Linked DNA regions of Homo sapiens: regions 1 and 3 are each linked to region 2. A link is a contact called in ENCODE Hi-C or POLR2A ChIA-PET data. All regions are on one chromosome and are shown on one strand. The core of a region is the stretch at or near the end of the contact, and the rest is flanking DNA. Distances in the headings are between cores, read along the strand shown. Region 1 holds the start of PCF11 (PCF11 cleavage and polyadenylation factor subunit). Region 2 holds the start of CTSC (cathepsin C). Region 3 holds the start of CWC15 (CWC15 spliceosome associated protein).

Evidence for each region. A loop is a pair of places that touch in the nucleus more often than their neighbours do. ChIA-PET counts read pairs that join two places held with the same protein, here RNA polymerase II (POLR2A). Pooled maps may share reads with other maps.
Region 1: a loop to region 2 is called in a map of naive thymus-derived CD4-positive, alpha-beta T cell, with 22 times the contacts of the local background. The contact joins the promoter of PCF11 here to the promoter of CTSC in region 2. A Hi-C loop is called at or near these places in 1 of 168 maps with a recorded cell type or tissue (naive thymus-derived CD4-positive, alpha-beta T cell), 2 of 37 single-sample maps with no recorded cell type and 5 of 50 pooled maps.
Region 3: a pooled map shows a loop between it and region 2 (14-fold over the local background). The contact joins the promoter of CWC15 here to the promoter of CTSC in region 2. A Hi-C loop is called at or near these places in 4 of 50 pooled maps. POLR2A ChIA-PET finds 5 or more read pairs at or near these places in 2 of 52 experiments (MCF 10A and T-cell).

Annotation. Positions count from the first base shown.
Region 1 is chr11:83,155,564-83,158,745 of GRCh38, reverse strand. PCF11 (PCF11 cleavage and polyadenylation factor subunit) reads right to left here and starts at 1,615. Exons shown (of 16, transcript NM_001346413.3): 1 at 1,115-1,615. The coding sequence starts at 1,306. RefSeq lists silencers at 450-509, 1,960-2,039 and enhancers at 1,310-1,559, 856-1,645, 1,710-1,759.
Region 2 is chr11:88,335,885-88,339,165 of GRCh38, reverse strand. It overlaps CTSC (cathepsin C), which reads left to right and starts at 1,430. Exons shown (of 7, transcript NM_001814.6): 1 at 1,430-1,665. The coding sequence starts at 1,494. It overlaps LOC101929174 (a long non-coding RNA gene), which reads right to left and starts at 1,282. Exons shown (of 5, transcript NR_188511.1): 1 at 1,110-1,282. RefSeq lists an enhancer at 1,435-1,714.
Region 3 is chr11:94,972,214-94,975,196 of GRCh38, reverse strand. CWC15 (CWC15 spliceosome associated protein) reads left to right here and starts at 1,641. Exons shown (of 7, transcript NM_016403.4): 1 at 1,641-1,699. KDM4D (lysine demethylase 4D) reads right to left here and starts at 1,488. Exons shown (of 3, transcript NM_018039.3): 1 at 1,129-1,488. RefSeq lists enhancers at 1,235-1,384, 1,705-1,874, 1,589-2,364.

The sequences.
Region 1 (3,182 bases), core at 366-2,865, 5.2 Mb after region 2:
AAGTGGCCTTTAAAAAGGGGTTCACTCTGCTAAAAGGAGGCTCATCCTGATAATTGCAATCACTAACAACTAGAAAAAACTAAACCGTGAGTACAAGCTTGAAAAATAAAATGTAGCACTGGGACGCTATTAAAACTCATTGTAACTAAGTTGAACAGTAACTTTACTTAAATGACATATCGCTCCCATATGAATCCACAGAAGAGGAGGACTACAGGGAAATATAAGGTGGCAGAGGACCACTTCTGTCAAGGGGTAAAGAAAAACACTCCTTCGCTATCAGGGAAGGGAGAAAAAGAGAAAAGGAAGAGGAGGAGGGACTGAACTTTTCAGAGAAACTGCAAGTACTTGTTACCCTCTGGGCCAGTTCTCCACCTACAGGTTGGATAAGATCTCCTCCCCCCACCCAAACCCCACCCTCAACCCCACTTGCCCCTATTTTGGGACAAATTAGACCCTCCAATAGGAGAATAAAAGTTTTATCTAGCCGCCCCCACCCCAAAATGGGGCTGACGGGAGTGAGCAGCTGCCTGGCTGGCAGGGAATGGATTCTCCTCTCTTCCCTTTCGCATCATGTGCTTTTCAGGCGCCATGTTGGGCTCCTAACAGGCGGCTGCTCCACTCGGGGCCAAATCCCTATTCCCACCCACCAACAGCTCGCTCCCAGGTCCCCCTTCACCTCCTTCCAACCCACAGAACACAATTACCAAAAAGGGTGCTTGGGGAAAATGGGAGACCCACTCTCCCACTTCCCAGGGAATTAAAATGGCTTATGTTAACTCTTACTTCCCCAAACCACAAACTGCCTTTAAGTCTCCCCCACCCCAAAGGGCTCTATTCAAAGCGTGTGTGTGTCGGGATATACAATGCGGTGGCCTAAAAAGGGAGTTGGAAAGCGGAAGTGGGACTCCACCCTTTATCCTCCCCACTCCCTCCCCCCCAGAGGCCCATGCTCGAAGCCTGGGCCAAAGACCGAGCCTGAGTTGGAGGGGGGTGGGGGGGTTGGAGAGAAGGAACACTGTCCCCCTTGGGATGGAAGCGAGACCTGGGATGAGGCTGACACTAAAATCAGGGAGTATTAGAAGTAATAGGAGGCTGCGGGGTGTATAAAAACCTTGGCGGTTTGGGCCTCGATGAGAGAGACGATCTCCTTGGCGAAGGGCAGGTTCTCCTCGGCTAGAATGGTCAGCATATTGATGTGCGGCTTGCTATTGAAGGTCAGGTCTTCGAGCGATGACTGATAATCCCGACAGGCGTCCTCCCGGGCCCCCGCAGCACCGGCCTCGGCCGGCGTCTGCTCTGACATTGCGCCGCGGCCCCCCTCCGAGGTCCGCTGCAGCTGAAGCTGAAGCCGCTCTGGATACCCCGCCTCCCTTCCGACTCCTCTTCCTCTCCCCGGCTCTCTCGCGGCTCCGGCTTCACCACATGCTGACCGCGGAGGGGGGATGGGGGACGACACAGGGGGAACCTCGGGTATGAAACGCCGCCGTCTCGCGGGTGATCTCCGTCCACTTCCAGCCGCCACAGAAGCTTCTTTCTCCACAGACACAAAATGGCGGCGGCAGTGGCGGCTCCAGCTCCGAAAATGTCTGTGTTCCCAACCGCTGCGTCGTGCGAAATGAACTAGGGGAGGGGAAATGTGCGGTAAAAGGGCGGGGCCACTGATAAAACCAGGCGTGATTGGCTGTCCCGGCAACGTCACGAGCCCCGCCCCCGGCCCTTCCGCAGGACGCCCTGGCACCGCCTTCTTCTCCGGCCTCTACCCGGACTTTCGCAACATCTACTGCTCGGAGGCGCACTGGAAAAGACGGCCCTTCTCATTGGCCGATTCATAAGGGACTGTTCGGTCATTTGTTACCATAACAACCCATTCAGGGAAGCCAATAGGCCTGGGAAGGCAGTTCCCGCGGCCCAACCCAACCACTTTGAGAAGAAGACTCAGCCGTCCCCTCTTCGTCCCTCCCTCTAGCTTCCCAGCCACTGAGCGGGCCTGTCAATCATCTTTCCTCCCGCCTGCCCCGTAGCTGCTACCGACGGTGGGGGTTGGAGGGAGCGGGGGTTGGAGGGAGCGGAGGCTTTCTGCCGCCGCACCCCCTCTCCCTTAGCGTCTCAGGTGCTCTGGAGAGCCAGGGCGGGTCCAGCTGCCCCTCTGGGAACTGGGAAGTGGGAGGGAGGTGCCCAATTTACCCGGAACTTCGGAAAGCACTGCTGGAGAGTTTCTTCCAGCACGCCGCTTCCCACACCCACAAAAATACCTAGGCGAGCTTGCCTGACTTGAATCCCCAGGAAAATGCCTTTTATTTAGAGATTAAGTGTGAAAGGCTTTTTCCTTGGGGGTTTGGAGGAGCTCTTTAAGGAGCCCACTATGAGCTCTAGGAAGAGTTTTTCACAACAGCCACACCCAGCTGGACCGTAATATCTCCACTGTGAATCTGCATTTCAGAACCTCCTTAGCATACACTATTTGGGGCACGTAGGAAAACACACACGCGCATGCACTTTTGTTTTAAACTTGTGGGGCTGTCTTCCCAGGTTGGAAATGATGCTCGTAAAACACACAAAGCTTTCAAATAGTTCACCGTGGAGCTGCGACATAACACAAACCAAACGTAATTTTTTCATTGAGTAGCGATATTGACCTAAATATAAGCTTTTAAAATGTGTCAATTACGGGCTGGGCGCGGTGGCTCACGCCTGTAATCCCAGCACTTTGGGAGGCCGAGGCGGGCGGATCACGAGATCAAGAGATCGAGACCACCCTGGCCAACATGGTGAAACCCCGTCTCTACTAAAAATACAAAAATTAGCTGGGCGTGGTGGCGTGCGCCTATAGTAGTCCCAGCTACTCGGGAGGCAGAGGCAGGAGAACCGCTTGAACCCGGGAGGTGGAGGTTGCAGTGAGCCGAGATCACGCCACTGTACTCCAGGCTGGTGACAGCGAGAGTCTGTCTCAAAAAAAAAAAAGTGTCAATTACCTAAAATTGCTTTTCCATTGCCTTCCGTAGGCTACTAGGCATTTGAGAGATAATTTGTTGCTCCCCAGAAGAAATTGCTCTTAAAAAATAAACTTAGCCGGGCATGGTGGCGGCCGCCTGTAATTCCAGCTACTTGGGAGGCTAAGGCAGGATCACTTGAACTCGGGAGGCAGAGGTTGCAGTGAGCCGAGATCGCAACACCGCACT
Region 2 (3,281 bases), core at 181-2,680:
TAAGAAGGTATATAAAACCTAAAAGCAAGGTGTTCCCCAACCCCCCGCCACCAACCCCGCCCCAGGCTTTGGAAATTTGTGCCCCCATTGAAGAGTATTTTCACCTCTGAACTTTCAAGGACAACTCCTTTTGCCTCATTGAAACTGGCTTTCAAGCTTGGCAACCAAGATAAGAATATTAAGTACACTTATTTTAACACTCAAGGACACTTTCTGAATAAACCAGAATCTAGGGAGATATAAGTGAATAATTTGGACCTGCTCTCTTTGAATGTTTATAATCTGGTGGAAAAAAAATGGACATATGAATATTGATTTGTGACCAGTGCAAAGGGGGCAAAAATTCATATCCCAAAGAAAACGGGGACACATCAGGTCTGTCTTGTTCATCACTGTGTCCACAGGGCCTGACACCTAGTAGGCTCAGTGGGAGAAAGGAGCCCCAATTACCAACAAAAGCCAGGAAAGAACGGGAGGCTCTTACGGAAAAGGGTGATACTTAAACTGAGCAAGGAGGCACCTGGAAATAGTGCCACCTAATAATTTTTGGCGATCAGACTGACACACTAGAACGGTTCATAAGACCAGCCTTCTCCCATTGGCTAGCTTCCTTCCTCACCCTTCTCACCCTGGGCAAGCCGCTTCCTCTCTCTGGGCCTCTTGCTTTTCCTCTGTAACATAAAAGGGGTTGAGCAATATCATCTCTGAGAGCGCCATGTGTGTGCGTGCCAGAGGGAAAACCCCCACAACGCTAATACATCAAAACTGCAGGTTTGCACAAAAACTGAATTCTGCTGAATGCAAACAGGCAAACAGCATTTACCAGGAAACAAAACAAAATCAAGCACATAAAAAAGTAGGAAGAGTTGGAAAACGGAAGGAAGATAAGTTCTCAAACAGCTGGAATAGTTGATGTTAGCTAGCGAAGTTTTTCAGAGGAAAAAACAAGAAGTTGGTTATGAGGCAAGTGGACCTGAGAAAAAAGACTAAAGGGGAAGAATAGCAAGTAAAACAGAACTCCACTTGCTAGATCTCTCCCTCTGTCGCGCTCTTTCACCTGACCCACTCCCTTATTCCCCCCACACCCTTTCCTTCTCTCCCTACGTTACCGCACAGGAACGAAGTCTGGGTCATGTGCGGACCGCTTGTGGCTCTTAAATCCTCTTTTTGTCACCCTGGCCGTGCAAAATTTTGAAACGTCCCTCGGCAAAAAAAATAAAAATAAAAAAAAAAAATCTGTCCCTGGCCTCTTCCCTAGTTCTGGGTCCAGTTGCAGCCAAGTGAGGGGCAGCGCGCGCTCCCAAGTCCCCGTTTCAGAGACGCGCACGCGCCTGGCGCCCAACCCCCAATCCCCTGCTGCTCAGTGACCCCGCCCACGGGTTTCCGGGCCGGCGTAGCTATTTCAAGGCGCGCGCCTCGTGGTGGACTCACCGCTAGCCCGCAGCGCTCGGCTTCCTGGTAATTCTTCACCTCTTTTCTCAGCTCCCTGCAGCATGGGTGCTGGGCCCTCCTTGCTGCTCGCCGCCCTCCTGCTGCTTCTCTCCGGCGACGGCGCCGTGCGCTGCGACACACCTGCCAACTGCACCTATCTTGACCTGCTGGGCACCTGGGTCTTCCAGGTGGGCTCCAGCGGTTCCCAGCGCGATGTCAACTGCTCGGTTATGGGTAAGCCGCCGGCTCGGCAGTCCTCCGGGTCGTCCTTTCTGCCCTTGAGCCCCTAACGCAGCGCCACGCCAACTACCGCTTCCCCCCAGGCAGACGCTTGTGGGTGGCCAGAGCATCTTGACTGGATTCGGGGACCCTTGGGGACCTTCTTCCCCGCCAGGCTCGCGAAGTTAAAGTTCATCTGCTGAGAACTTCTAACTCCACACTTTCTTGGTTATCTTGGGGACTCAACACTTTGATCAAGAACTTTTTTATTCCTCCCGCTTAATTTTGTTTGCTTTGAGAGAGACTTGGGAACTGCAATCGTTTGGTTCTCCAGTCCGATCTGGTAGCGTTATTTTTAAAATTTATTTTTATTTTTTATTACTATTTTACTAGTGAAGATAGATGAGCTCAGAGACTCTCGAGGATATAGCATGAAGTTTTCTCTTTTTGTTAGATGGTGGGAAAGGGACTTTCTGCCCAGCGATTTTGGTTTGAGCGGGTGTTGATGAGTACTAGAAAACGGCTAGTACCACTCTGCATTGTTTCATGCATTGCAAGGAGGTAAAAATTTTTTAAAAAATTAATAACAAAGAAAACTTAACTCTGAACCTAGTAATTAGAAATGCCCAGAGTCTGCACAATGTTTGGCTCATGGAAGGCTCTCAATAAATACCTAGTGTTTGAACATACTGGAGATATTCCATATGCCTTCAGATAACATGGTTACCCCTAGAACAAAGAACCTAGTGAAGGGGGTGGGGTGGAAAAAAGACAATCACTAGTTAGAAGAGTCACACTGTGGTCTACCCAAACCCTCTTACAGCCTGTGACTTCTGCAGAGTCAGTAAAAAATCAGCTATAATTTTCTTGTCAACAGAACAAAGATTAAGTCATTTGTTACTAAAGAAATACCTTTTTAACTGACTGTATAGCATTTCATAATCCTGAACATTGTAACTTTTTTTTTTTTTTTTTTGAGAATGGAGTCTTGCTCTGTCACCCAGGCTGTAGTTCAGTGGCGGGATCTCGGCTCACTGCAACCTCCGCCTCCCGGGTTTAAGCGATTCTCCTGCCTCAGTCTCCCGAGTAGCTAGGATTACGGGCACATGCCACCACGCCCGGCTAATATTTTGTATTTTTAGTAGAGACGGGTTTCACTGTGTTAGCCAGGATGGTCTCCATCTCCTGACCTCGTGATCCGCCCGCCTCGGCCTCCCAAAGTACTGGGATTACAGGCGGGAGTCACCACGCCTGGCCTTTTTTTTTTTTTTTTTTTTAAATTTGAGTTTGAAGGTTGGGGCAGAAAGAGATCAGGATTTGCACTGCCCTGTCACATGCAATCTCCCATGTCAGAGCATTACTCTCAAACATGGAAAAACTTTAAAATACACAACTCTCCAGATGGACACAGCTGAATCATTTTCAGGAAGGCTCTGCCTATAAAATTACCTTTGGCCTTAATTCAGTAATTAAAGGCACCCACAGGTCTGAGCCCTCATCTATGAAGGTTAAACGTATCATTCCTATCAGCACTAATTGGTTTTATAGGATACAGACCTCTAGTTTGCTGAATAAACTTTGGAAGGATTCAGATTATGAGGTTCTAAACTGTAGAGCCTTTGAGGAGAAAG
Region 3 (2,983 bases), core at 392-2,891, 6.6 Mb before region 2:
GACATGAAGGATGGTGATACAGTTACTTTGGGGCACAGGCAACAGAGAAAAGCTAGTGCAAAGGCCCTAAAATAGAAGGAATCTTGCCCTGTTTTATAAAACAGAAATGCCCACTTGGCTGTGTCTAGAGCTTAGTGCGTAAGCGAGTGACTGATTGGAAGTGAAGTCTGGAAGGTAGGCAGGAACCAGACTCCGTGGGGTCTCAGGTCACATTAAGAAATGTGATTTTTATTCTAAGTGCAGTGAAATTGTACACAGGATAGTAACACCATTTTATTAATTTTAAAAGATCACTCTCTTGGCTATATGCAACACTGACTGTAGGATAAAAGATGACGCAGGAAGATATAATAGGAAGCAATTACAATCCAGGTAGGAGATGGTGTTGGCAAAGGCAAGGGTAGTGGCAGTAGAATAAAATTGCGGGTGAGTTTTAAAAGTAGAATTGTTAAGACCTGTAAATGAACCGTATGTGAAGAGTGAATGAAAAGGAATTTAAGTAGGCACTCCGGGATTTTGGTTTGAGTAACTAGCATGATGATCGCGTCTTTTAGTGAGACTTGTTAAGACTGGAGGAGGGATACCTTCGGTAAGAAAAATCAGGATTTTCATCTTGAACTCTATGACTGAAAGGGCTTTTTCTGCTTTTCTTTCTTCATTAAAAAGTTGCAAAGAATTTAGGGGTAAGAAAGCATTTAAATATTCAATTTTGTGAGTTCCTTACATTTTAAACTAAGTTGGGGAAGTTGAATTTTCATTTGTTTAACAAATATTAATTGAGCAGCTACTATACGTCAAGGTCTATGTGATGAGATACCAAGATGAGCTAAACAACCAAGATCTCTATTCTCAGAATTTGTTTTTATGGAAGGGAGGAGAGACGACTGGTAGGTTTTTGGTTTTCGGGTTTTCTACTTTTCGTTGTCTTATTAAAACTTAACACTTAAGTAGCCATCTTAATAATTACATCTTGTGCTCCTGGTAGTTGGGCCCACCATTGTAAACGCTCTCGTAAATACTGACATCTCCCCTCCCACTAAAACTAACGTTTTTTAAATAAGAAATTTTAGCAAACATTACGAATACAACCTTTGCTTTGAAGTGTTAATATTTTTGCAGGAATGGTACCTTTGTAAAGATCGTGGTTGCCCCGTACATATTTGTTCTTTCTTCATATCCAATTAAATGAAAACACTAGTTTTTCCGAAGCCCAACTCTCTAGGTTTGTTGGTTCTAGCTCAGGAGAAAGGATGGAAGCAGGAGTCGTTGGATTTAAACAGTTTGGTGTAATCCTTTTCCACGCTCTCTCCCGCTAGCCGGGGACGTGGTGTCGGCTACCCGGGGCTTTCCGTCCACGCAGTACCGGAATGAAGGAGTCTGGGAGGGGGTCGGGGACGGAAAAGACGGAAGAGACATTAAGTAATTGGTTCTTGAAGGTATAAAATGAGGTTTAGGGTCTACTCTAAGGCACTGATTTCAAACGCCCGCCCCCTGGGCCGCTTCGGCCCCGCCCCTTAGTGCCGTTACGCCGACTTCCACTTCGGCCACTGCGGATTGGTCGTTGCTTCCGCCCCCGAAGCGCTTGGATTTTGCTTCCGGGTCGTAGGCGCTAGCTCTGGGCGCAGAGGTTTCTGGGAGCCAAGAGTGGTAATGGCGTCTGTATGATCTTCGGAGCCTGCTGCATCGGACCTCGGCCAGTGTGAGCGGCAAGAGGATAGGAGATTATCTTTCTTATCGCGATGGGACGGGAAAGGGCAGTTGGGGTCGGAGTCGGCGGCAGAGTGCAGAGCGCGGGCGGTGGAGGCCCTGGAGCAGCGGGCTAGGGGCGGAACCGAGTGCCTGTCAGGCGCGTCTGGAGCTCTTGGGCCCGCCGAGGAGATCGCAGCGTACAGGCAGCTCGCCTACTGCGTAAAGCGAACCCCAGGTCCTCCCTTCACTACCCTTCGCACCCCTGCAGTGCTGGGCACGGGTGAAGAGGCAGCGAGTTTCTGGTTATAGCCAAAGACTAGCTCACGGGAGGCCGGAGTGATAATTCCGTGGGTGTGTGGGAAGGGGCGGCGCCCCCAGCGCCAGATAACCCTGTTTTCTTCTTTGTATACATGTCTCTACCCTTTTTGAAAGTTGAGAGAATTAGCATCGCCCCCCCCCCAAAAAATCCTCCCAATTCGCCCACCCTCCCCACACACTTGCTTTTCCGACACTAACAGGGTTTTAGTGACTGCATCTGCTGCACAGTATTCTTGTGACTGCTCCAAGCAGAAAGTAACTTGAGGAATGAGTCCCTGATTTTTGGCATCAGAATCCTCTGGGGGTGAGGTTCCTGTTTTTTTTGAACAGGCCTTAAATTATAACCCACAAACGATCTAATTTATAGTATGATGCCTGTTGTAGGAGAAAATTGGCTCAACAAACGGTTGTTTAAGAATTTTTTTCTGTGTAACTGTCATTGAAGTTTAACACACTTTTCTCTGGGACATTTAGTAACTTTGTCAGTGATATTTTTTGTTTGTTTTTAGCTTTTGTTTCTACTAGCCTATTTGCTATTGTGTGAAGTTTAGATAAAATGCAAACCTTACAGAGTCTGGTAGAGTAAGGTTGAGTTGGAAATTTTTAAAACTCAGTCATGGCAGTACTGTATTTTACTAGGGTTTTGACATGTCAAGTGTCATAATTCTTATAATCTATGAGGAATATCTCCATTCCACAGATGACAAAGTTAAGCCAGGTGACTTGCTCAAGCCCATATAGTCAGAAGGAGAATAGGGATGCAAACTCAGATCTTCATGACAGAATTTTTTGTACTAAGGCAAGCCTGAGAAGCCATATTCCTTGTACAGCCTAAGCCTCATAATTTGTTTTCTTGAAAACTTTTGTTTAAGAAGATTAAGCAGGTTTTGGGGAATGAGTTTTAGAACTTATTTTACCAGTATGGATATTGATTAATACTCTATAAAATGAGTGTTTGTAATGTTGGAAATAACTT